Linked DNA regions of Homo sapiens: all the other regions are linked to region 2. A link is a contact called in ENCODE Hi-C or POLR2A ChIA-PET data. All regions are on one chromosome and are shown on one strand. Each heading gives the region's core, a stretch centred on a gene start or an enhancer-like site at or near the end of the contact. The rest is flanking DNA. Distances are from core to core; before and after follow the strand shown. Region 1 holds the start of HS1BP3 (HCLS1 binding protein 3). Region 2 holds the start of LINC00954 (long intergenic non-protein coding RNA 954). Region 3 overlaps LOC105373456 (a long non-coding RNA gene). Region 4 overlaps LINC01376 (long intergenic non-protein coding RNA 1376).

Evidence for each region. A loop is a pair of places that touch in the nucleus more often than their neighbours do. ChIA-PET counts read pairs that join two places held with the same protein, here RNA polymerase II (POLR2A). Pooled maps may share reads with other maps.
Region 1: a loop to region 2 is called in a map of naive thymus-derived CD4-positive, alpha-beta T cell, with 6 times the contacts of the local background. The contact joins the promoter of HS1BP3 here to the promoter of LINC00954 in region 2. A Hi-C loop is called at or near these places in 1 of 168 maps with a recorded cell type or tissue (naive thymus-derived CD4-positive, alpha-beta T cell) and 6 of 50 pooled maps. POLR2A ChIA-PET finds 5 or more read pairs at or near these places in 1 of 52 experiments (OCI-LY7).
Region 3: a pooled map of psoas muscle shows a loop between it and region 2 (2.1-fold over the local background). The contact joins the enhancer-like site here to the promoter of LINC00954 in region 2. A Hi-C loop is called at or near these places in 1 of 168 maps with a recorded cell type or tissue (testis) and 3 of 50 pooled maps. POLR2A ChIA-PET finds 5 or more read pairs at or near these places in 1 of 52 experiments (BJ).
Region 4: a loop to region 2 is called in a pooled map of right cardiac atrium, with 2.2 times the contacts of the local background. The contact joins the enhancer-like site here to the promoter of LINC00954 in region 2. A Hi-C loop is called at or near these places in 8 of 50 pooled maps. POLR2A ChIA-PET finds 5 or more read pairs at or near these places in 2 of 52 experiments (PC-3 and T-cell).

Annotation. Positions count from the first base shown.
Region 1 is chr2:20,649,107-20,652,407 of GRCh38, reverse strand. It overlaps HS1BP3 (HCLS1 binding protein 3), which reads left to right and starts at 1,310. Exons shown (of 7, transcript NM_022460.4): 1 at 1,310-1,376. The coding sequence starts at 1,345. It overlaps LOC105373466 (a long non-coding RNA gene), which reads right to left and starts at 1,126. Exons shown (of 2, transcript XR_001739320.2): 1 at 1,056-1,126; 2 at 208-433. RefSeq lists enhancers at 892-1,629, 1,714-1,863, 1,884-1,963 and a silencer at 1,044-1,633.
Region 2 is chr2:19,867,160-19,870,583 of GRCh38, reverse strand. LINC00954 (long intergenic non-protein coding RNA 954) reads right to left here and starts at 1,730. Exons shown (of 10, transcript NR_033875.1): 1 at 1,632-1,730; 2 at 971-1,088; 3 at 38-182. RefSeq lists an enhancer at 1,969-2,018.
Region 3 is chr2:19,033,487-19,036,804 of GRCh38, reverse strand. The region is part of intron 5 of LOC105373456 (a long non-coding RNA gene); the gene reads right to left. Among named protein-coding and RNA genes, the nearest start is that of LINC01376, 8.2 kb to the right of the region's middle. Within about 2 kb of position 1,409, at least 3 of the 41 ENCODE cell types and tissues checked have a DNase peak (open chromatin) inside an H3K27ac peak, as active enhancers do.
Region 4 is chr2:19,008,047-19,011,365 of GRCh38, reverse strand. The region is part of intron 2 of LINC01376 (long intergenic non-protein coding RNA 1376); the gene reads left to right. All of the region lies in intron 5 of LOC105373456 (a long non-coding RNA gene), which reads right to left. Among named protein-coding and RNA genes, the nearest start is that of LINC01376, 17 kb to the left of the region's middle. Within about 2 kb of position 1,810, at least 2 of the 41 ENCODE cell types and tissues checked have a DNase peak (open chromatin) inside an H3K27ac peak, as active enhancers do.

The DNA.
Region 1 (3,301 bases), core at 61-2,560, 780 kb before region 2:
ATTTAAACAAAACACGGAGGACCATTTGCAGCCATGAACACGGCCCTGCAGACGGACAGGCCGATGAGCAGCAGAGCAGACAGGGGTTCCCGCCATCATCCCAGCTCTTCACTGCAGCCTTCAAGGGTCTCCCTCAGAACTTTCATTCATTGTCATACTTCATTCATGATTGCTCATCTTGCCTATAAACAAATCTGAGACAAATAATAAGGCATATCAATGTCCGTATTTATTCAAGAGATACATTGGGGAAAGTCATTTTTCAAAATCTTTTACTGTAGGATTTCTTCACTAAAATCTGTAAAAACTGGTAGATATTGTTGGTGATGCTGGTGGCGGTGGTTGATAGGCTCAGGAAACATGGCTGACATCGCCCTGCCGTGAATTCTGGTATAGTTAAGCCCAGCTTCTCTTTCTTTTTGTCACTGGGGCTCTGGGTGGAGGGAGTAACAGAACAGGGGCAGCAGTTTGCACCTTCTGCTGGCCCTGTTTGCAGACTCAGCTTTTCTTTCCCTGGGCTACGTTGGCAGGTGATACGATCTCTCTGTTCCTCACCCCATGGAGAGGTGAATCTAAAATGAGTGGGTCTGTTAGGGTCTGCATGTCTGTACGTTCCCCTTCTGAGGGGAACTGGCTCCTGGACCCCGTTGCCCTGCTCCAGCTGGGGACCCAAGTGCAGCCATCCCAGGCAGGCCCGGCCCCGGGAGGCCTCCACCAGGGCTCTGCCAAGCAGCAGAGGCTGCCTCTCTAAAGATCCCCTGTCGGGAGAGTGCCTGCCATTTATGGAGCGGGCAGGCAGTAGGAACCAGATAGGCGAGCTAGCTGGAGGCAGCAAGCTCAAGGGGACTGGGCTGCTGCGTGGCGTTCACTGTGCAGCTTGAAGAAGACCCCACGAAGCCTGGACAGAGCCCCAGCTTGGTAAATATTTGTTGACCGATCGGTTGAATGAAATGGTCTTGGGGCAGAGGGGGAGTGGTTTTGTAATGGGGACTGGCGGCGGAAACAGCAGAGTCCCGTCTCTCTAACGGCTAAACTTTAGCGCAAAACAGACACACCGATTAAGGTTCACCGTGTGCCAGGGCCAGGCTGGGCTTCTTCTAGGTGGTTGCGGCGGGCGCGGCTCAGCCTGGGTGCTCCGGAAGCTCCGAGCAGCGCAGGCCGACGGCGACCGTGCGGGACCCGCCCAGCCGCGCTTCCGCCCCGCCTCTGGCCACAGGCGCGAACTGCGCGGCCGCTGCCACCAGGGGGCAGGCCAGGGCAGCGGGAGGCAGGGCGGGGACGCGGTGACGCGGGCACTGCCGGGTCCCGTGACTGCGCGCCCCGCCCGGAGTCCCCGCCGCCGTCATGCAGTCCCCGGCGGTGCTCGTCACCTCCAGGTGAGCCAGACCCCCGCGCCCCACACCGCACAGCTCGCAGTCCGGGGCGCCCGGGCGGAGAGGCGGGGGGAGGCCGCCGCCTCCTAGGCCAGGGACCTGGTGCAGGTCTCCCCAGCGCCCTCGGTGGCTTATCCGGGCTGGGCCCCTGCACCGCCCTGCAGGAGAGGTGGCGACCCCGATTTACAGATGAGGAAACCGAGGCCCTCTGGAGGGTAGAGAACTAGCCAAGGACAGCGGGAGCCCTGGGACTGACTGGTTCAGTGCAGGCGGGCGCAGTGGGGACTCTGCTCTCCTTTCCTACCGCCTTGGGTTCTTCTCTTTTGAGCCCGAAAATCTAGTTCCCCATCCTTTCAGAGCTCCCTGAGTCCCAGGCCCGGTGCTGGGCACTGGGGACAGAGGCGAATCAGACAAGCTCGCCCTGCAGGGGGCTGCAGCGGAGAGGGGGTGATGCCAGCAGCGGGTAGTAAGCTCAGGTTGCCATGGGAACACAGTACAGGGCAGGAACCCGGTTTCTGGGAGGATGAGTTTGATGAGAGACCAGGGAGAGGTCGTTGCTGCTTGCGAGGCAGCTCAGGAGAGCGCAAGTTACAGCAAAAGCCTTGGAGGGGTCCAGGCGGAGGATGCAGAATGGGTCGGCCCTGATCGAGACCTGGAGGACCCAGCCCAAGGTGGATCCTGGCAAGGCTGGGAGGCACGTGCTTTTACTTCTTTCCGCCTTTAAAACGCTGTAAAGTGATTTACTTCAAATATTTTCATACACTTCACCCTTGCTCTCCCTACACAAAGTCTTAGGCTAAGATGCCAATTTATGACATAAATGAACGTGTTACCCAGCCAACTGTTGATCTTCCAGTTGTAATCAGGAATTCCCCGTGACTTCAGGTCTAGAAAGGTATGATTCCTTTTGTAAACCCTGATGTCGGAGGCTGCTTGGTCTTTCATGATCAAGTGTGGTTACAGTTGTATCTTCATGGGCAGAAGAGGTTTCCCTACTGCCACTTACGTCACCTCCTCTCACCAAGCCTCAGTTTCCTTTTCTGTGAATTGGAGGTTTCAGATTGGCAGGCATGAGCAACGTCAGTAGTATATGCCCCTCAGCCATGTGCAGATGGATGGGGTGTGACTTTGGTGCTGGGTGCTTGGGATGGGGTGGGTGGCTTCCCTCCCTGCCCCGCTGCACAGCCTGGACGTGGCTTGTTAACAGATGTGGGGGCGCTGGCGGTGGTAAGGCCACATGAGTCAGGCTCATTTCTTGCTGAGGGCACCAGCACACCCAAGGATCTTGCCTGCAGGGTGAGTCCAAACGCCTTAGCCCAGCAGCAAGGCCGGCCCTTCCCAGTCGCACCCCAGCTCCTCTTTCCAGCCCGATCTCCTCCCACATGTCATTGCCACATGCACTCAAGCTTGAATTCAGCCAGAAGGTGTTTATCGAGAGCCTTCTCTGTACCGGGTACTGGCCCTAGTTCTAGGAGACAAACAAGTCCCTCTCGTAGAGCTTTAATGAGGGCACAGGCCCAGTGGGCAAATCTACGACATGTCAGGGATGATACATGCTATGAAGGAAAACAAAACAGTGGGGGCAACAGAGTGGTAGGAGGCATGCATGCTGTTTTCTATGGTGTGGTAAAGAGGCATCTTTCTGATGGAGTGGCGCCTGGACAGATCCCGGACAAGCTCCATGAGGGAGAGAGCCATGAAAAAGAAATCTTGGAAAAGTGTGTACTGGGAGGACAGGACAGCAGGAGCCAGGGTCCCGAGGCTGGTATGCTGGAGTGGAGTGAGCCCAGGGAGAGTGTTAGGTGATGCGGTGAAGAGGCAAGCTTGGGAGTGAAGGATGATCAGGAAAGGCCGAGAAGGCTGTGGAGGGGCCATCAGATTTAATTTCAAGTGCAATAGGGCCCAACTTCTGGTTTATAGAGATCCTT
Region 2 (3,424 bases), core at 481-2,980:
GAGACCCAGCATTCTGGCTGGGGTTACCTGTGCTCACCTCCATGTAGTTCCCTTCAGAGAATCTTCCTCGAGGCCCATGTGAAATAGGGACAGGACATGGTATAGTTGTAGGTGGTTTCTTCACCAGCTTCCATGAACCCAGACACCTCGATGTTCACACTGAGGGAAAACCATCTATTATCCTGGAAGAAGGGCAAGAAAGCACCGAAGTCCCAGGGAAGATGAGGCAAGAATCAAATAGGGAGGTTTGGCCCAGTCCCACCTGGCTCAGTGGGACTGAGGTACGGGTCTCTTGTTAGTAGACAGACGGCTGGAGGTGTGCAGGGAAGGGAGCATGATGAAATAGAGCAGGTAGAGATGCACAGAAGAGACTTAGGATTTAGTGATCTGACACTAATCTCACCTCTGTTCTGTTGAAGTGCTCCTGCTAGCTCCCTATACCTTTGAACCCCTAAATCCAGGCATAGCTGGGGCCCCAGTCTCCCCGTCCACCTTGCTGACATCGTAGCCAGGTTAAACCCTGCTATCCCACGAGTCTCCTTCTGATTGCTCTCATCTGCAGTTCTACCCCATGCCTCATCTGAGCGCAAGGTGCCTGCATGCGGCTTCCTCTAAACTCCTACAGCTTTGGGCCTCCTGCCACACTCTGGCAGTTCCCAGCTGTCAGTTACAGCCACCTGGAAATGCTCTTTTTTTTTTTTTTTTTGGTCCACCTTACAAAGGTGATCTATTCATTAGAGGTCAATCCTGGCAAGGCAAAGATGGAACTGTGGTCTCTGTTCTTAGACACAAGAGGACTCTGCAGCTGTGAAGACAGCCTGTGCCAGGCGGAAGCGATCTGCATCCAGGAGGGGATGCTGGATTCCCCAAATGTCCTCAGTGCTGAGGGCAGGGCCAGATTTCTTCCATATGAATCTTGGACACCTGTTTCCTGGGCAATTGAACAAGGGCATCTCAGAAGCTTGCTCACCTGGTTGACCACATGACAGGCCAGTACAGAGGCCCTGAAGGTTTCCCCAGGCGTCTTCAGACAACACGTAGCCACAGCGTGGGGCCACGGGAGGTGCGGCAGCTGGGCATCCAGGGGTCTGCAGTGGAAGGAGTATGGTCACCTGCCAGCCTGGAGGAGCCTGGGGGTCCTCAGAGTCCCTGGCACCAGAATCACTTAAGGCAACGCTGAGGGCTGGTCCCAGGGAAGCAGACCCAGGGCGTCTCATAGCGGGTGGGGACAGGCAGATGGGTGGGAGAACCGATGCTGGGCGGCAGGCTGTGGGGGGCAGCTGCGCGATTCTGTATCCTTGCTGGACCCCAGGCAGGCCAGTCTTTCTGGGTTGGGCGGGCTAGCAGGGAACCTGGGTGGGCTGGGGGTCAGGAGGTTGTTTTGGGGACACCGGGCTGCAAAAACCCATGAGTCCTTCCCCTGTCACCAGTAACTTCCGCGTAGAAGGCTTTGTTGTCTAGAGAGCCTCATCCGGAAGATGCCGGCGGGGCAGCTGCTCTCCACGAAGCCTGTGAAGCCCGGGTCGGTTCGGGTCAGTTAGAGAAGGCGCGGCCCCTCCCTGCTGCCCTGTGGGAACTCCACGTGGGAAACGGGGGGCTTGGCGGGCACTTGCATCCCATCCTTCACTGACCTGGGCGGAGCGAGAGGGTCGCTTGAGCGCCGAGGCCGGGGCCATGGCGACAGGAGCAGAAAGAAGAGCCTAGGCAGGAGAAGCGGGCGGGTTGGGCACGGCGAGGAGGAGCAGGAGGGGGCGGAGAGTGGGACGACCGGGCCACACCTACCCTGCAAGCAAGGGGCCCGCGGCGGGGACTCCACTACTGGGCTGGGGCGGGTCACGCGCTGCCCGGGGCTTTATCCGCGAGGCCTCCCAGGCGCTCCACCAGGTGTGGAAGCCAGGTCAGGTGCGCTCCGCCCGGGTGAGCTGCACTTCACTGCGGTACCCCAGCCTCAAAATTCCCCGTACAGTTCTGGGAGCCCTTCACGGCTATGCCCTAGGTGGACTTCACACTTCTGGGACAAATTAAGAGTGTCCTAGGATTCTTGGATTCAGCTGTTAAAAAGAAAAAATAAAATCTTCGGTTTTTCTTAAAATGTGTTTTAAGCATAAAAAATACATAATACAAATGCACAGTTTAAGGAAGTGATTCTACAGCAATCACATCATGTTCTTGATCACCCACAGCGAAGTATTGCTGGCACCCCTAAACCTCCCCTGCCTCCTCCTCAGTGGTCCCGATTTATTCAACTAGCCTTATCTGTTCTCCCGGTTTTAACATCACTTTCACGGCTGCGGAACTTCTGTGCAGAATTGTTCCCATTCTCTTGAAGGCTTAGGTTGTTTGCACTATTTAGATGTTATAAATAATGCTGAGACAAATATTTGTTCACAAGGATGATTTCCTTAGGATAAATTCTCAGTACAGATGAGGAATTTTCAGCCAATAGCCATCTTTATTTTCAAGGTTCTTGGAATATGTTGCCACAGTTTCCCCCCAAAGAGTTTTGCCAATTAACCATCCATCGGCAAGTCAAATCAATAAGTGCCTACCCTGAGCCAGTCCCAGGGAATAAATGGCAGATCCATGTTTAAGTCTCAGTTCCATCACATCCTTGCCAGCATTTGGTTTTAGTTTTCTGAGATTAAACAAATTTTTTAGTTTGCATCTCTCTGACGTTAGAAAGGCAAAACTCCCACGTGTGTCTGCTTGCTAATTAGAGCATCTTCTAATTGTATGTGTGAACTGTCCATTTACTTCTTGGGATGTTGATGTTGACCTGAGGCACTTGGATGTATTCTTTATGTGGTAGAGATAGTTGCCCTTTGCCATTTTTGTATGTTTTCAGAGCTGAGTGAGACCTGGAATTCACGTGGTCCAAACTCCTTACCATGGGTTGAACCGTGAGCCTCCCTCCGCTCCCCTCCACCCCAATTCTGCCACAAAGATATGTTCATTACCTAACCTTTAGAACCTGTGAATGTGACCTTATTTGGAAACATAGCCTTTGCAGAAGTAATTGGGAGTCTGAGAAGAAGAGTTCATCCTGGATCATCTGGGTGGATCCTAAATCCAATGTAAGTGTTCTTTTAAGAGAAAGGCAGAAGGAGACTTGGGATAGAAGAGTGGACAGCAGTGATGTGAAGACAGAAGCAGAGACTGGAGTTCTGCTGCCGCAAGCCAAGGAACACCTGCATTCACCAGAAGCTGGAAGAGGCCAGGAAAGATTCCTCGAGGCTTTGGAGGCCCTTTCCACAAGTTGGTGTCAGATTTCTGGCCTCCGGAACTGGGAGAGAATAAATTTCTGTCGTTTGAAGTCACCAAGTTTGTGATGCTTTGTTGCAGAGGGCCTAGAACAGGGATACAGCCTCCATTTTGCAGGTGGGAAGGACATGAGGGCCCAGGCTTATTCAGGGTCATTACTAAG
Region 3 (3,318 bases), core at 160-2,659, 830 kb after region 2:
TTTGCTTAGCTAAACACAAACATCCATACATTCTTACATCTTCCAGCGACCATACGATGTGGCAGTGAGAGATGTGAACCTGAGGGCAGTGCCTGGAAGAAGAAGAAGATGTGCCACAGAGAGGACAGGAGCTCAGGATTTGAAATTCTTTAAAAGACTTTGTCATAAGATCCTGACAGAGATGGGGCAAAAGGGTATTTAATTTCAAGGAACCAAATTCTAGGAAATCAAAACTAGTTACAGATGAAGTTCTGGTAAATTATCCTTTATAAAACAACTACCAAATGGACATGGCAGACAAGATTTCATCAAACCTGATCCTTGTGTACTTTCCCACCTTGGTCAGTCATCACTCTCACCACCTCTTTACTCATGAGACACATATACTCTACATGTGAACAGGCAGCAATGTCCCTTTCTCTGAACATGTCATATTTTTATTCTTCTGTACCTTTGTACCTACTGTTATCTCTGCCTGGAATACCTAATTCCTGTCTCCCTTGGAAGCTCAGAGTTTTATGATGGTATAATTTCATGTCTGCCTCCTCCACAACCCATGAGCCTCTTGAGGGCAGAATCTCATCTCAATCATTTTTACACTTTTGAATCTCAGTCAGGTGCTGGCAGGGAGTGTTTATTTACTGAAGGCATATATGTCTTTGGTGTCTGATACAACTTTCTGTGAAGATGTGAATGTTCTAGATGTATGCTCTCTGGTCCAAGAGCCACTAGCCCTATGTGACTATTGAGCACTTGAAGTGTGGCTAGTGCAACTGAGGAGCTAAAGTTTTAATTTTAATAAATTTAAATAGTCACATGTGACTAGTGGCTGCTGCACTGGACAGCACAGCTATAGATGATAAAAGAATGGCCAAAAGAGAGTCTAAGAAATGCTGCTGACATTCTATGACAAGGGGACTTGGCATAAACCCAAATGAGTGAGACCAGAGATGAGAAAGGGCATCCTACTCAACCCCCACATTTCTCCCTCACGCGATACTGATCATGTAGTTCTGCAGCTGGCTTGGAAGCCAGAAGATGCCGGTATGCATAGCTATACTTTCTGTCCCTGACTTGACTCCACTCCTGAATGGTCAACACACTGTGTTTGGTTGGTGCCTGTAAAAAGAATCCTTTCCATAAAGTATGAAGAGGGCTTTGGAAAGGGAATCAAATTCAGTGGCGAGGGAGGGAATGAACTTAGAGTCCACTGAAGGAGCCCTTGTGATGCAAGGCAGTGCTGTAAGACCCTTCTCAGAGTGGAATTGCCTTGTCTTTGGCACACCATTCCTGAAAGGCCGGGAAGGGCCCAGCTCAGACAGGGAGACAGAGAATGTCTGGGTTGGGAAAGAGAAAGAGCACTGCAGGGTCACCAGTTGGAACAGACTGAAACCAAACCCAGCTGGAGGTCAGGCGACATGCTTTCCAGATGTCTCCCAGGGACTGACTCCCATTACTTTCTGCAAAAGAGCTGCTTGAAATAAAAGTGAAATCACCACAGCTCCATAGTCATGTCCTTGACTCCCTAACACTGCCCTTTCCTTGCTGGGGAGCATTTAAATGTTCATCACCTCAAGGGTTTCTGATCGTGGCTTCAGAAGATCTATGAGTCCCCAGAATGGTAGGTCAATTTTGTGTATATAAGTATGTTCCAGAAAAATGACTCAAAGCATTTGTAAAAAGTTCAAGATTTATAAATCAAAAGATTTAGAACTGCTGTTCTATTTTACATCCCACCTGCCCTGTCTCATATGAAGAACCCAAGGCTAAGAGAGCAAAAATGACATTTCCCAGGCCATGCACTGAGTCAGTGGCAGAACAAGAATGGAAGAGGAGAGACCAAAGGGTAGATCTCATAGCTCCTCATCAGAGATCCCATTCTCTCTTCCCCAGCAATCATCAGCACTTTTGGAAGTAGTTGGTCTACCTAATATGCACCCATCATGTCAACGTCAGCCTTGATTTCTCCAGTCTTCATAACATATCGTGAGAAACTTAGTTGCGCTTGGGTGAAATCCAGAGTGAAAGTCAGGTCTTCATGATTCCCAGTGGTCTCTGGGAACTGCAGAATTAACACAAATAATCTGTTCATTCTCAAAGCAACCAAATATTATCTGTAGTCTGAATAAATTACATTTTCCACATACAAATGAGTGCCTTAAAATGAATGCAGATGCTATTGAGATAAAACAAAATGCTAATTTATCTGAAGTTAATTTATTTCAAACAAAGCACTAAAAGTTAAATGACCACAATTGGGGCTACAAGCTTTGAAGTATTTTGATACCATAAAGGAATCCTCACACTCACAAAAGTATGAACCATTAAAGTACGTCTACTACATTTTCCTGATTTGGCAATGAATAAATAAAGTAAGTTCAAGTTTATTTCTCTATAACTAGTGTTTCAAATGTTTTTTCTATTCATTAAATCAAAAAAAGCTGTTGACATATCTCAAGTGATGGTGCCGTATCTCATAATCAGGGTCCCTAATGCTGCCAGGCATTCTCCATTTCATGGAGGCTGCTGCCACTTAGAAGAAGCACACAGGTTTCTGATTTTTAGGAATAGGATGTAGGTACCCCTAGGTATCATTCCTAGGGATATTGCCCGTATCTGTGTGTAGATGGGTTGAGATTATAATATCTTTTTCAAAACTGAGGACAAGTGGTACAGCTATGGATTGTAATGGGAAGGTGGCTCTGGGGTTGACTGGATCCCATTCTGCCAACTGCATGACGGGCAGACTGTCTCATCCTACGTCCTAGAAGGAAACAAATGGCCAGTGCAATCTTCCTGGTTTCCTTATAATAAAGACACCATTTATTATGCTCTCTGCTTTGTTTATTCTCACTGAGATTTTTCATAAATAAAAACAAACTTGTGGATTATACAGTTATGAATATGTAAAACATACTTGTTGGGACCCTCCAGTTGTCTCACATCATTGTTTTCTCCCAAAAGTCCTTAATTAAATTCTAGGTCAAATAAACCCAAGGGAATAAGACCACACATAGTACTTTAAACTGTGTTTTAGAAGATGATGGATTATGCCCTCACAGTAGCAGGTTCTTAAAGACATTTCAACTCAGGGTTGTTTGTTTAGACATCTAGAGACAGGCACCCCATTCTGCAACTAGAGCACAGAGGACCTCCTTCTGCCTGAGTTTTTGGAAGTGGACAGACAAGTGGCCCTGGTCCTGCTACAGGAGGCACACATGACATCTCCCCAAGAAGGCCATGGGGTTGCTTGCCAAAAGGAAGTGAACACCAGCAGGGACTGCAGGAGCAGCAGGAATTCTGTTATAAGGAAGCAGG
Region 4 (3,319 bases), core at 561-3,060, 860 kb after region 2:
TTTTTTGAGGGTTGGAGGGAGGCTAACTAGAACCCATCAATGGTTAACCTCAACAAGAAGAGGAAAGAATGACTGTAGTTATTAATGTGGTTTAGACAAGTCTGGCTCAGCAAACTGGGAATCTGAGGCTAAGAAAAACAACAACAACAAACACATGCCCAGTACTGCCATTTTGTCCTCCGTTTCTCTGGGATCACTCCTGAATCACCCATAACCATCTTCCCTATGTTTCTACCAACCTCAGCAAAGAGCTCTTCAACCATTTCATGGATTTGGTCCACTCTATCATGACCACTTTTGCCATGGTCTTCTCTTGTTCACCTCCCCATCTTTTCATGGTCTGTTGGGGTCACTTGACTTTAGCCCCTCTCCTAGATTTTAGAACTATCCTTAATTGAAGATATATCAGATTCCATGATCTAACTCTTAGGTATTTTCTAGAAGAAAGTCTCTAAGAGTGAGGTGGATTTTAAGCTTACAATACATATGTTGATCTAGAGCTTACTTAAAAAAATTCTAAGCCTTTTCTAATATATATTTATGACAAAACTCCAGGACAAAATAAAGTGTAGAATTCTTATCATGAGTTGGTGCTAGTCATGGGAGCTGATAGCTTAAGTGGCCAACAGGTGGTCTCTTTTCACCAGCCATCATGCCAAACCCATCCATTGAGGGTATAGTTGGAAAAAAATCCCAACTGCAATCTCTTAGGCATTTCAGCATTCTGAGCACTAACAAAATAAGAGACTATAAAGATTCCTTGTGAACAATCCATACTTTAGGGCTAAGGGTTTCTAGGATTTTGGACAAGAGATGTCACTTTCAGAAGCCCTGGTAAGTTTGTGGATCTTTGAAAGTGAATTTGATCCTCTTTTCTTCATTCTAAGCAGTATTGGGATACATGGTACAAAGAGATGCTGCAGGGGACTTTTCAGAGAAACGTGATCATACCAAGGTGTCTTCTATCCTATCTTTACTGCTCCTGTCCTCCTCAGCCTCTCCAGTCCTTATTGTCTACTCCCCATGGTGTAGTCTGCTACTAATGCATTCTCTGAGCTTTTATTTTCAACAATTTTACTTGTATTTCCAACAATTAGCCGTCTTTTAAACAATTTTCCAATATTCACTTTCTACTCTGTAACATGGGTCCTCTGTTGCCTGTAATCTTTGGCAGTTTGGGGGCATGTCTGGCTCTAGTGTTCTACCTTCCTCAATCCAGCTTCAGTGAGTCAGCAGTTGATTATATTTTCTGAAGCCCGCCATGTCCCATGGACTTCAGTCCTGGTTCCAATTAAGCTTTGGTTTTCCAAATGGAAGATAACTCCTTATTTTAATATATCCTCCTGGCTACTTATGGGAGGGAGGTCGCAGAGCAGACATGGGAAGTTTTTAGGGGTAACATAAACAGAGGAGGCTACTGAGCCTTCTCTATTTACTGAGTTTCTGCAGGTCATTCTCTTTTAGCTGGCAGCATCTGTGAACTGGCCTTGCCTGCCATGCAGAAAGCTGACTTTTCTTGTACCAACCACACTTTTCTCCTTCATCTATTTACGGTTCACACACATTCTCAACCTAACCCTCCTGTTTTATATCATTTCACTCATCATCACTTCCACTCTTCCACTAAAAGACTTTCTGTTTACTTTTACCAAATCACATGATGTGAGATAAATGTTCAAATCCTTATTTATGGGCATTTAAAGATTGCAACACTCCTTTTACGAGGCAGCTATTTGATTCCAGTATGGATAAGCTACAAAGCTAGAGTTGGCCTCCATCGTGGCTTGCAAAATGAAGGGCACTGAAGTTATTTTTACTCATAAAAAGGTAAATAATGAGGCTCAGATCTGGAAACAAACAGAACCAGAGTGTACCCTGGAGAATGCCAGGATGGTCTATTGGAGTGACATCACTATAGCAGTACAGTCACACTGGGAGAATCAGTATAGATTCCCAAATTCTGCGAGCTGTTATCCAATTATATTGCCTAATCAAACTTGTCTACAGTAACAACACTTAAAACAAGTGCTAACATTTATTGAATGTTTAGGACAGTTCTAGCACTACACAGACATTTTTCATCTAATCCTTACAACTACCATTAGGAATAATTTCCATTCTACATATAAGGACACTAAAGCCCAAAGCAGTTATACCACTTGCCCCAGATCACACAGTCAGAAAATGGCAGAGCTGGGTGTGTTAGTCGGTTCTGAGTTGCTATAAATTAATATCCAAGACTGAGTAATTTATTAAGAAAAGAAGTTTATTTTGGCTCACAGTTCTGCAGGCTGTACAGAAAGCATGGTGCCACCATCTGCTTCTAGTGAGGGCCTCAGAGAGCTTACAATCATGGTGGAAGGCAAAGAGGAAGCTAGAGTACCACGTGGTGAGTGGGAGCAAGAGAGGACGAGGAGGAGGTGCCAAGGTCCTTTAAACAAGCAGCTCTCCTGTGAACTGATTACTATGAGGATGGCACCAAGCCATTTATAAGGGGTCCACCCCCATGACCCAAACATCTCCTACTAGGCCCCACCTCCAATACTGGGGATCACATTTCAATATGAGATTTGGAGGTAACACAACACTCAAGCCATATTACTTGGGTTAAAACCCAACCCTCTGGCTCCAGAGTCCCTGCCCTCAGCCACAGTGCTCTGCCACTTCTCCAAGGATAGGTCTCCATTCTGCTCCCTATACATGAGCCAGAGCTGTCACTCAAGGGAGCCATTTCTATTGCTTCACAGAGATTTCAGGATGCCTTTGCTCATGTTGAACTAAAATCTGCCTGCCCATAACTCTTCAGTTGGGTCTTTTTCTACCTTCAGATCCACCCAGAATATTTTGTTCTTGTTGTTTCTTATTTTCTTTTAACAACCTTTAGAGATTTGAAGATATAAATTGACTCTCCAATTCATACCTGAATATTATTTTTGTGGTTAGTGAAAACAATCTTATCCTGATAGAAAAACTGTTGCATTGAGTAATGAAACAGCTCTCTACCTTTCCAGCTAGTGGTTGGCAAAATAGGTCCACAATGGAGTGTAAGGTGCTTGAGGAGTAAGGCGATAAGCTTTGCTGATAAAAATTTATGTAGTTATCCACAGTGTTGTTTATATTAACCACAAATTATAAATAACCTGTGTCCAAAATAATGGAGTTTATAAATAGATTATAATTTATCCATGTGATAAAATACACATTAAAATTTATGTTTTCAAATTACACTTAAGGATGGGAAGTTCTCATAATAATGTTAATTTTGAAAAGTAGGATTTAAAACAATATTTAGAGTGTTGTCCCAGTTTTGAAAAAAACG